Regions from separate parts of the Homo sapiens genome. Here region 1 is linked to region 2. Evidence: read pairs that join two places in POLR2A ChIA-PET (ENCODE). Cell type or tissue: Caco-2. All regions are shown on one strand. Each heading gives the region's core, and the rest is flanking DNA. Links, peaks and the distances in the headings are about the cores only. Region 1 overlaps EIF3B (eukaryotic translation initiation factor 3 subunit B). Region 2 overlaps SNX8 (sorting nexin 8).

Evidence for each region. Peaks named below come from ENCODE experiments on the same cell type or tissue, not always from the same donor. Only the 100,000 strongest peaks of a DNase experiment are listed, where the experiment ranks them.
Region 1: POLR2A ChIA-PET joins it to region 2 with 8 read pairs; 6 of 35 experiments call an interaction of 5 or more read pairs at or near these places.

What each region holds. Positions count from the first base shown.
Region 1 is chr7:2,358,544-2,362,932 of GRCh38, forward strand. It overlaps EIF3B (eukaryotic translation initiation factor 3 subunit B), which reads left to right. Exons shown (of 19, transcript NM_001037283.2): 2 at 2,167-2,359; 3 at 4,102-4,221. Among named protein-coding and RNA genes, the nearest start is that of EIF3B, 5.9 kb to the left of the region's middle. In Caco-2, for the core only: no CTCF peak of the experiment used is centred there; no DNase peak of the experiment used is centred there.
Region 2 is chr7:2,280,242-2,284,630 of GRCh38, forward strand. All of the region lies in intron 1 of SNX8 (sorting nexin 8), which reads right to left. Among named protein-coding and RNA genes, the nearest start is that of MIR6836, 25 kb to the left of the region's middle. In Caco-2, for the core only: no CTCF peak of the experiment used is centred there; a DNase peak (open chromatin) is centred at 2,425.

The DNA.
Region 1 (4,389 bases), core at 221-4,220, 78 kb after region 2:
TGAGATGGAGTCTCACTCTGTCTCCCAGGCTGGAGTGCAGTGGCATGATCTTGGCTCACTGCAACCTCCATCTCCTGGGTTCAAGCGATTCTCCTGCCCCAGCCTCTCCAGTAGCTGGAATTACAGGCACCCACCACCATGCTTGGATCATTTTTCTCGTATTTTTATTAGGGACAGGTTTCACCATGTTGGCCAGGCTGGTCTTGAACTCCTGGCCTCAGGTAATCTGCCTGCCTCGGCCTCCCAAAATGCTGGGATTACAGGCGTGAGCCACTGAGCCTGGCCGTGTTCTAAATTCTGACACGTGATGCTTTCCAGCAGCCCTGCGAGGCATTTCATCACATCAAGAACAGCTTCACCTACCACTAAGAAAAAAATACTGTTATTTAATCTCAGTGGGGGTGGCAGCTCCCACCTGTAGTCCCTGCTACTTGGGAGGCTGAGGCAGGAGGATTGCTAGAGCCCAGGAGTTCCAGGCTAGCCTGGGCAGCATAACAAGACCCTGTCTCTTTACAAAGAAAAAAAAAAGTTGTTTCAGGAGCTTGTATATTCTCCAGTCTCCTAGTTTAAGTGCCGGTCTCTGCCCTGATAGTGTTTTTCAAAAAGGCTCTTTGTGATATAATTAAGAAATGTGTATTTGGGCTCTGCCTGGCTCTTGGCACTCAGCGTCTAAACCCTTGTAATTTCCAAAGTGGTAAGTGTCTTTTTGTAGACGAGGACTTGATTGATGGCTGGGGCTCCTTGCCAGGGAACCAACCACGTGATTAGAGGGTGGGACCTTTTAGGTCTCCCCCTGCCACCCAGAAGGAAGAGGGCTGAAAGTTGAGTTGATCACCGGTGCTCAGTGATGTCATTAATCACGCCTCTATAATGAGATCTTCATAGAAACCCAAAAGGACCAGGTTCAGGGGCTCCATGCAGCGGAACAGGTGGAGGCTTCTGCAGGGTGGTGGCCTGGAGAGCACAGGGAGGCTCTGCGCTTCTCCTCCATCTGCCTTTTCGTCTATATCCTCTGTAACGTCCGTTATAATAAGCTGGCAAACCTAGCTCTCTGAATTCTGTAAGCTGCTGCAGTAAATTAATGGAACCCAAGAAGCGAGGGATAGTGGGAGCCCTGCTTTGTAGCCTGTCGGTCAGAACCGGAGGTGACAGCCCACTACTTGCGACTGCCATCTGAAATGGGGGCCAGTCTTTGGGGCTGAGCCTTCAGCCTGTGGGATCTGATGCTAATTCCTGGTAGATAGTGTCTGAATTGGATTAAGTTAGAGGACACCCAGCTGGTGGCCCCTGGAGAACTGCTTGATGCGACACCCACGTCCGGTGTCAGGCGTTGTGTTGAGTGTTACGTGAGTAGGAAAGACACTGTCACATCCCTGTCTCCTGCAGTTCAGTTGTTTATCCTTAGAGCTTTTTAACCTAAGGAATATTGGGTAAAGATTGTTCTGAACGAAGGTGCGTGGTGGTGGGCTCTGCAGCGGAGAGAGGTGGGGAAGCTCACCCCAGACGCGCTTCCTCTTTGGGTTTTTTCCCCATCCCCTGTGAATGGCCATCCAGTTCACGGCCTGAAAACATGAAAATCACTGGGAACAGGAGGTGGGAGAAGAGTTACTACTTTCATCCCAGTTCACTCGAGAGAGGGTTCCTCCTTGAATAATTTCTGGTAATTTGTATTCACAGCACAAATGTGCTGTGAATATATTGAGCATTTAAATATTTACTTGTTTGCTAAAATCTTCTGTAAAAAGTCAGTTTTCATTGACATTGGGATGGGATTCTGCCTGCCTAGATGTTGCAACAAACCTTTCAAAATCTAGGCATCTCTGGAAGATCTAATAGTGGATATTCTTGAGATGGTCTTCTTCATTTGCATTGTGCATTGTTAAAAGCTTTTCACTGTTATTCTCCTGTAGTCTTTGGTTATTACCAGAACTTAATTGACCTGTCTTGACTGTTTACATTTCCATCAAAGGGAGAGAGGAGAGTTCCAGTCCCCCCAGCTGTCATGTTTAAAATCTGAAACAAGCTAGGGTTAGGATTTCTTTTGCTCACAGTGAAAGCATTTAGACAATTCATTGTCTCTTCTTGAAGACTTGTTTAGTGTGCTCAGTTAATGTATTAATGTTTTTCTTGGTAAAAATGATCATTTGAAAAATCTCTCTTGTTCAGAATTACTGGGAGATGTACTCAAAGATCGGCCCCAGGAAGCAGATGGAATCGATTCGGTGATTGTAGTGGACAATGTCCCTCAGGTGGGACCCGACCGACTTGAGAAACTCAAAAATGTCATCCACAAGATCTTTTCCAAGTTTGGGAAAATCACAAATGATTTTTATCCTGAAGAGGATGGGAAGACAAAAGGGTGAGTGTTCTCCTGTTGGAGAAGTATCATCTGTGTCTGGCACGTCATGATGAGGGAGTGTTGCAGGAGATCCTTACTAACACAGCTCCTGCCTTGCCCAGGCACGTGGGCCGTTCACTTCTTCAGGCCGCCCTCAGCTGGAAGCTATCCAGAGCAGTGAATGAGAAGATGATAAAGTTTGTTTTTTTAAGTTAAGGTTTTAAAGTTTTTAAAATTATCTAGAATAGGCCAGCATGGTGGCTTATGCATAAACTCCCAACACTCTTGAAGCCTGAGGCCAGGAGTTGGAGGCTGCAGTGAGCTATGATAACGTAGCTGTACTCCAGTCTGGGTGACAGAGCAAGACTCTGTCTCTAAAATAAATAAATAAAGTAAAAACTAACTAGAATAGTTTTAGTTTCTAGAATTATCAAATACAGGTAATGCTGCTGCATTTTCTGTGTTGGGCAGTCAGTTGAAGGATGGCCTCTTGACCCTCAGTTACTCGTGTTATAATGAAACATTCTCTGAGGTTCTTTCTTTCTTTCTTTTTTTTGAGTCGGAGTCTCGCTCTGTCGCCCAGGCTGGAGTGCAGTGTCGCAATCTCGGCTCACTGAAAGCTCCGCCTCCCAGGTTCACACTATTCTCCCGCCTCAGCCTCCCTAGTAGCTGGGACTACTGGCGCCCGCTACCACGCCCGGCTAATTTTTTGTATTTTTAGTAGAGACGGGGTTTCACCATGTTAGCCAGAATGGTCTCGATCTCCTGACCTTGTGATCCACCCGCCTCGGCCTCCCAAAGTGCTGGGATTACAGGCCTGAGCCACCGCGCCCGGCCTCTCTGAGCTTCTTTCTAATCTTGCCTGTAATACACAATATTAGACTACTTTTAAGTTTTTTTTGTTTGTTTGTTTGTTTGAGACAGTCTCACTCTTGCCCAGGCTGGAGTGCAGTGGTGTGATCTCAGCTCACTGCAACCTCCGCCTCCCGGGTTCAAGCAATTCTCCTGCCCCACCCTCCCAAGTAGCCGGGATTACAGGCGCACACTACCACGCCTGGCTTGCTTGCTTGCTTATTTATTTATTTATTTATTTATTGAGACAGAGTCTTGCTCTGTCACCCAGGCTGGAGTGCAGTGGCACGATCTTGGCTCACTGCAACCTCCGCCTCCCAGGCTCAAGCAATTCTCCTGCCTTAGCCTCCTGAGTAGCTGGGATTATAAGCATGTGCCACCATGCCCGGCTAATTTTTGTATATTTAGCAGAGACAGGGTTTCACCATGTTGGCCGGGCTGGTCTCGAACTCCTGACCTCAAGTGATCTGCCCACCTTGGCCTCCCAAAGTGCTGGGATTACAGGTGTGAACCATTGCGCCCAGCCAAGATTTTTTTTTAAACAGCTTTATTGAGATAATTGATATACAGTAAATCTGCATAGTTTTAAAGCGTACAATTTAATACATTTTGATGTGTACATATCACGAAACCATCGCCACAGTCAAAATAATGGACGTTTTGATTAACTTTTCTATAATTATGATAATGAAACTAGAGACTTCGGATCTTCTGGTTAGGATTTCCCTGTCACTTAGGAGCTCCCTGGCTGTGGATCTGTCCCCCGTGTGACTGCCTTAGGCTCGAGGCAGGAAGAGCAGCACAGATACTCCTGGCACCGAGGGCTTGTCCGTGGAGAGGGGTGGGGCGGACAGCGCATACCTGCCTAGCCTTACAGTGTGGGTATGTGCCAACGGCCCTCTCTCACTCAGGTATATTTTCCTGGAGTACGCGTCCCCTGCCCACGCTGTGGATGCTGTGAAGAACGCCGACGGCTACAAGCTTGACAAGCAGCACACATTCCGGGTCAACCTCTTTACGGATTTTGACAAGTGAGTTCAGACTTGGCCACAAGGAAGTGGACGTTGACGTGCAAGTGACTGGCTGTGTGCGGGTGGCTTGGTGCTTCTCGGTGCTGGTGTCTGTCAGATTGTTCACATCCTTTCTGGTCAGGCTGCCGCAGAGCCATTTCACAGCCCTGCCCCACACTTCTGGCCTAC
Region 2 (4,389 bases), core at 270-4,269:
CAAAACAAGGAATAATGTTTAAAAAGTCAGTTTGGTTTTTAATACAAAGTGAGTTCTAAATAGAAAAAAAAGTGTTTCTCATTTTTTTTGTTTTTTACATGTTAGCGCACACCTGTAATCCCAGCTACTCAGGAGGTTGAGGCAGGAAAATTATCACTTAAACTCAGGAAGCGGAGGTTGTGGTGAGCCCAGATCACGCCACTGCACTCCAGCCTGGGCAACAGAGACTCTGTCTCAAAAAAAAAAAAAAGTTTAAAATAAGTGTTCTCTATTAAGCATGTATTAATTTTTATGATTTTCCTGATTATTAAGATAAGATAATCTTCCAAGAAAGAATGTAAACTCAGTAATGATTACCAAGTGGTCACATGTTGGTGAAGAATTTGAACTTTGATTGCATGAGAATCTGAAAGAGCTCAAAAAACACATTTTAAATCAAAGACACTTCTTTAACTCTCGATTGTCTCAAACATCTCAATAACTTCTATGTACAAGTTCCAATCATTAGAAAGCTATGCTTTCAAATATCAATTTACTAAACTAGAATGCCCTTTTTTTTTTTTTTTTGAGAGACAGAGTCTCGCTCTGTTGCCCAGGCTGGAGTGCAATGGCACAATCTTGGCTCACTGCAACCTCCACCTCCCGGGTTCAAGCAATTCTGCTGCCTCAGCCTCCAGAGTAAGTGGGATGACAGGCGTGCACCAATATGCCCAGCTAATTTTTGTATTTTTAGTAGAAACAGGGTTTTACCATGTTGGCCAGACTGGTCTCAAACTCCTGACCTCAAATGATCCACCCACCTCAGCCTCCCAAAGTGCTGGGATTACAGGCATGAGACACCGCGCCCGGCCAGATGCCCATATTTGCAAAATAAATTTTAATTAAGAAAAAGAAAGAAAAAGACCAGGTACTATGGCTAGCACCTACAATCCCAGCACTTTGGGAGGCTGAGGCAAGAGGATCACTTGAGCCCAGGAGTTAAAGACCAGCCTGGGCAACATAATAAGATGCCATCTCTACAAAAAATAAAATTACGGGCATGTTGGCGCAACCTGTAGTCCCAGCTACTCAGGAGGCTGAGGCAGGAGGATTGCTTGAGCCCAAGAGTTCACGGCTGCGGTATGCCAAGATTGGGCCACTGCACTCCAGCCTGGGTGACAGAGTAAGACCCTGTCTATAAAAACAAAAAGGAAAAAAAAAAAAACATCATTTCAAATGGGTACACTGCCAGGTGACGGACCACACACTGCAGAACGGGCAGAAACACCAGGAGGAGGAGCCCGGCTTTCTGCAGGAATAAACGTTATGCTCACTAATGGAACTTCAATACTCTATCAAACTGACACCCCTTGAAGCAGTGCACACAGCCCATAAGACACAGAGCCTGGACAATACACCCTAAACTAACCCAGTCCCACAGAGAGAAAACAGATGAGATGAGGGAGGCCAGCTTGGCCCCCAGCTGGAAAGGCTGTGGACGCAGGATGGGATCTGGCTCAGAGAGATCCTGGCTGAAATCCAGCCTCCATCATTTCCTAGCTTTGTGGCCTAGCACGCAGCCGCCTCTGAGCTTACTGTTCAAATCCGTGCGGTGGGTGTAAGGATGCCCTCACCCCTGGGCCTGGCCATCGCCATCTATGCCCTGATACTACAGCAACCCCCCACAGGCCCCTCGAACGACAGCCCCTCCCCACTCCAACCCTTCTGGCACCAAACTGCTTCACTGTGGGCTTCAGACCCAACCCGGAACCTGGACTTGGAAGTGTCTTGCCCCTGAAATGCCGCTCACTATCTGTGAGACCCTGGGAGGGAAGCAGCCCCTCAGATCCCAGGCCAAGGGCCTCAGAATTCAGTGAGGTGGGAGAGCTGAAAATAACTAGCAAATAGAAAACATTCAATAAGTGTCCCTGACTTCCTTCCAGATTTACCACGCTCCAATCCGAAAAGATTCTGCAGATCTACCCACTAAAACTCAGAATGCATTCCCCTCTCAGCAAGTTTTCGGTGGCGGTCAGCTCCCAGACTGGCTCACAAATTGGTGCCTTCCACACAATGTGTGGGAGTCACACTTGGATGCTGCACTTGCAAAGATAAACTGTGAGAGGGGGCTGGGCAGCTGTCACAGAAACCAGGCATGCGGTGAGGGGCAAAGTCAGGCCCAAGTCAGCCGCCGGCCCACTGTGACCCCTCTTTGCAACAAAAAAAGGGGAAACAACCCACAAGCAACATTCAAGATCCTTTCAGCCTCACAAGTCTGTGAATCTCCAAGCGAGTTATCCACAAATCAGAAGGTAACGAAACTTCAAACACACACACCCATCTCCCGCCCAGTGTCTTTCACCAGGAACTTCAGACAGTAACAACACAGAGCAGGTGAGCACTACATTCTTTTCACAGCTGACATCTCGGGCCTCCCACCCCAGAGACCGCAGCTTTAGAAACAAAAAAGGATTGGCCGGGCGCAGTGGCTCACGCCTGAATTCCCAGCACTTTGGGAGGCCGAGGCAGGTGGATCACCTAAGGTCAGGAGTTTGAGGCCTGCCTGGCCAACGTGGCGAAATTCCATCTCTACTAAACACACAAAAATTAGCTGGGCATGGCCAGGCATGGTGGCTCACGCCTGTAATCCCAGCACTTTGGCAGGCCGAGGCGGGTGGATCACGAGGTCAGGAGATCGAGACCATCCTGGCTAACATGGTGAAACCCCGTCTCTACTAAAAATACAAAAAATTAGCCGGGCGTGGTGGCGGAAGCCTGTAGTCCCAGCTACTCGGGAGGCTGAGGCAGGAGAATGGTGTGAACCCGGGAGGCGGAGCTTGCAGTGAGCAGAGATCGCGCCACTGCACTCCAGCCTGGGCGACAAAACCAGACTCCGTCTCAAAAAAAAAAAAAGAAACAAACAAACAGGATTTACCGACAAACCCCATGCAAAGACGCTCCCCCTTCATTGAAGCACACCTTCGCAAATGCTGACCTCAGCAGAAGTCACAGGCCCTGCCAGCCTCGGCGCAGGTGGCACGGGACAGACACTGGAGGGTCCCAAGCAGCACAGCTGCAGCTGTTGCCTGGAGGCCAAGCCCGCCCCGGACTGGCCCGCACACTACTTCCTGCTGACCCAGCGTGGGGCTACACTGAGCACTCACACACACCCCCAGCTCCAGGTCCGCGCCGCCCAGGCACTCCCTGGGGTTCCCCGTGCCGATGGAGAGGCCTTCAGGGCCGGTGCTTTCAGAGCCAGGACAGGGCAGGGGCCTTCCCAAGGAGACCACGAGTGTGGTTCCTACTGTCCCGTTTAGTGGCAGGGAGGACCTGAATGCGCATTCCCATGGACTCCAAGTTCCCTGCTCTTCCACGACACACGGCTGCTGTCCCCAGCTGCCAGTTCCCTAGAACGGAGGGGAGATCAGGACCAGCAAGGATGGCACAGCGTCCCAGGGCTAAATTCCCCAAAGTGGGTGCGTATCAGAATCACCTGGTGGGCTCCTTCAAACACAGAGGGCTGGGCCCACTCCCAGCGTCTCTCCAACAGGAGGGCTGGGGTGGGGACTGGGAATCTGCTTTTTTTGGAGGGGGTGCCGGAGTCTTACTCTGTCACCCAAGCTAGAGTGCAGTGGCACAATCTTGGCTCACTGCAACCTCAGTGTCCAGGGTTCCAGCGATTCTCATGCCTCAACCTCCCGAGTAGCTGGGATTACAGGCATGTGCCACCATACCTGGCTAATTTTGCATTTTTAGGAGACATGGGGTTTCACCATGTTGACCAGGCTTGTCCTGAACTCCTGACCTCAAGTGATCTACCCGCCTCTGCTTCCCAAATTGCTGGGATTACAGGCACCCGCCACCACGCCCGGCTAATTTTTGTATTTTTAGTAGAGATGGGGTTTCACCATGTTGTCCAGGCTAGTCTCGAACTCCTGACCTCAGGTGATCCACCCGCCTCAGCCTCCTATAGTGCTGGGATGACAGGCGTGAGCCACCACACCCAGCCTGGAATCTGCATTTCTAACAAGTTCCCAGATGCTGCTTCTGGTCAGGGGCCACAGTTTGAAAGCCCTTGTCATAGGGCAACAGAGAGAAGGAATTCGATCCCTTGTCCTGACCCCGCCCCCGAAGTAGAATGGAAATCAGGTGTTCATAAACACTGCTTTTATTTCCTTTTTTTTTTTTTTTTTTTTTTTGAGACAGAGTCTCACTCTGTTGCCCAGGCTGGAGTGCAATGGTGCAATCTCAGTTCACTGCAATCTCCGCCTCCCGGGTTTAAGCGATTCTCCTGCCTCAGCCTCCTACTGAGTAGCAGGGACTACAGGTGCACACCACCATGCCCAGCTAATTTTTTGTGTTTTTAGTAGAGACAGGTTTTCACCACGTTGGCCAGGCTGGTCTCGATCT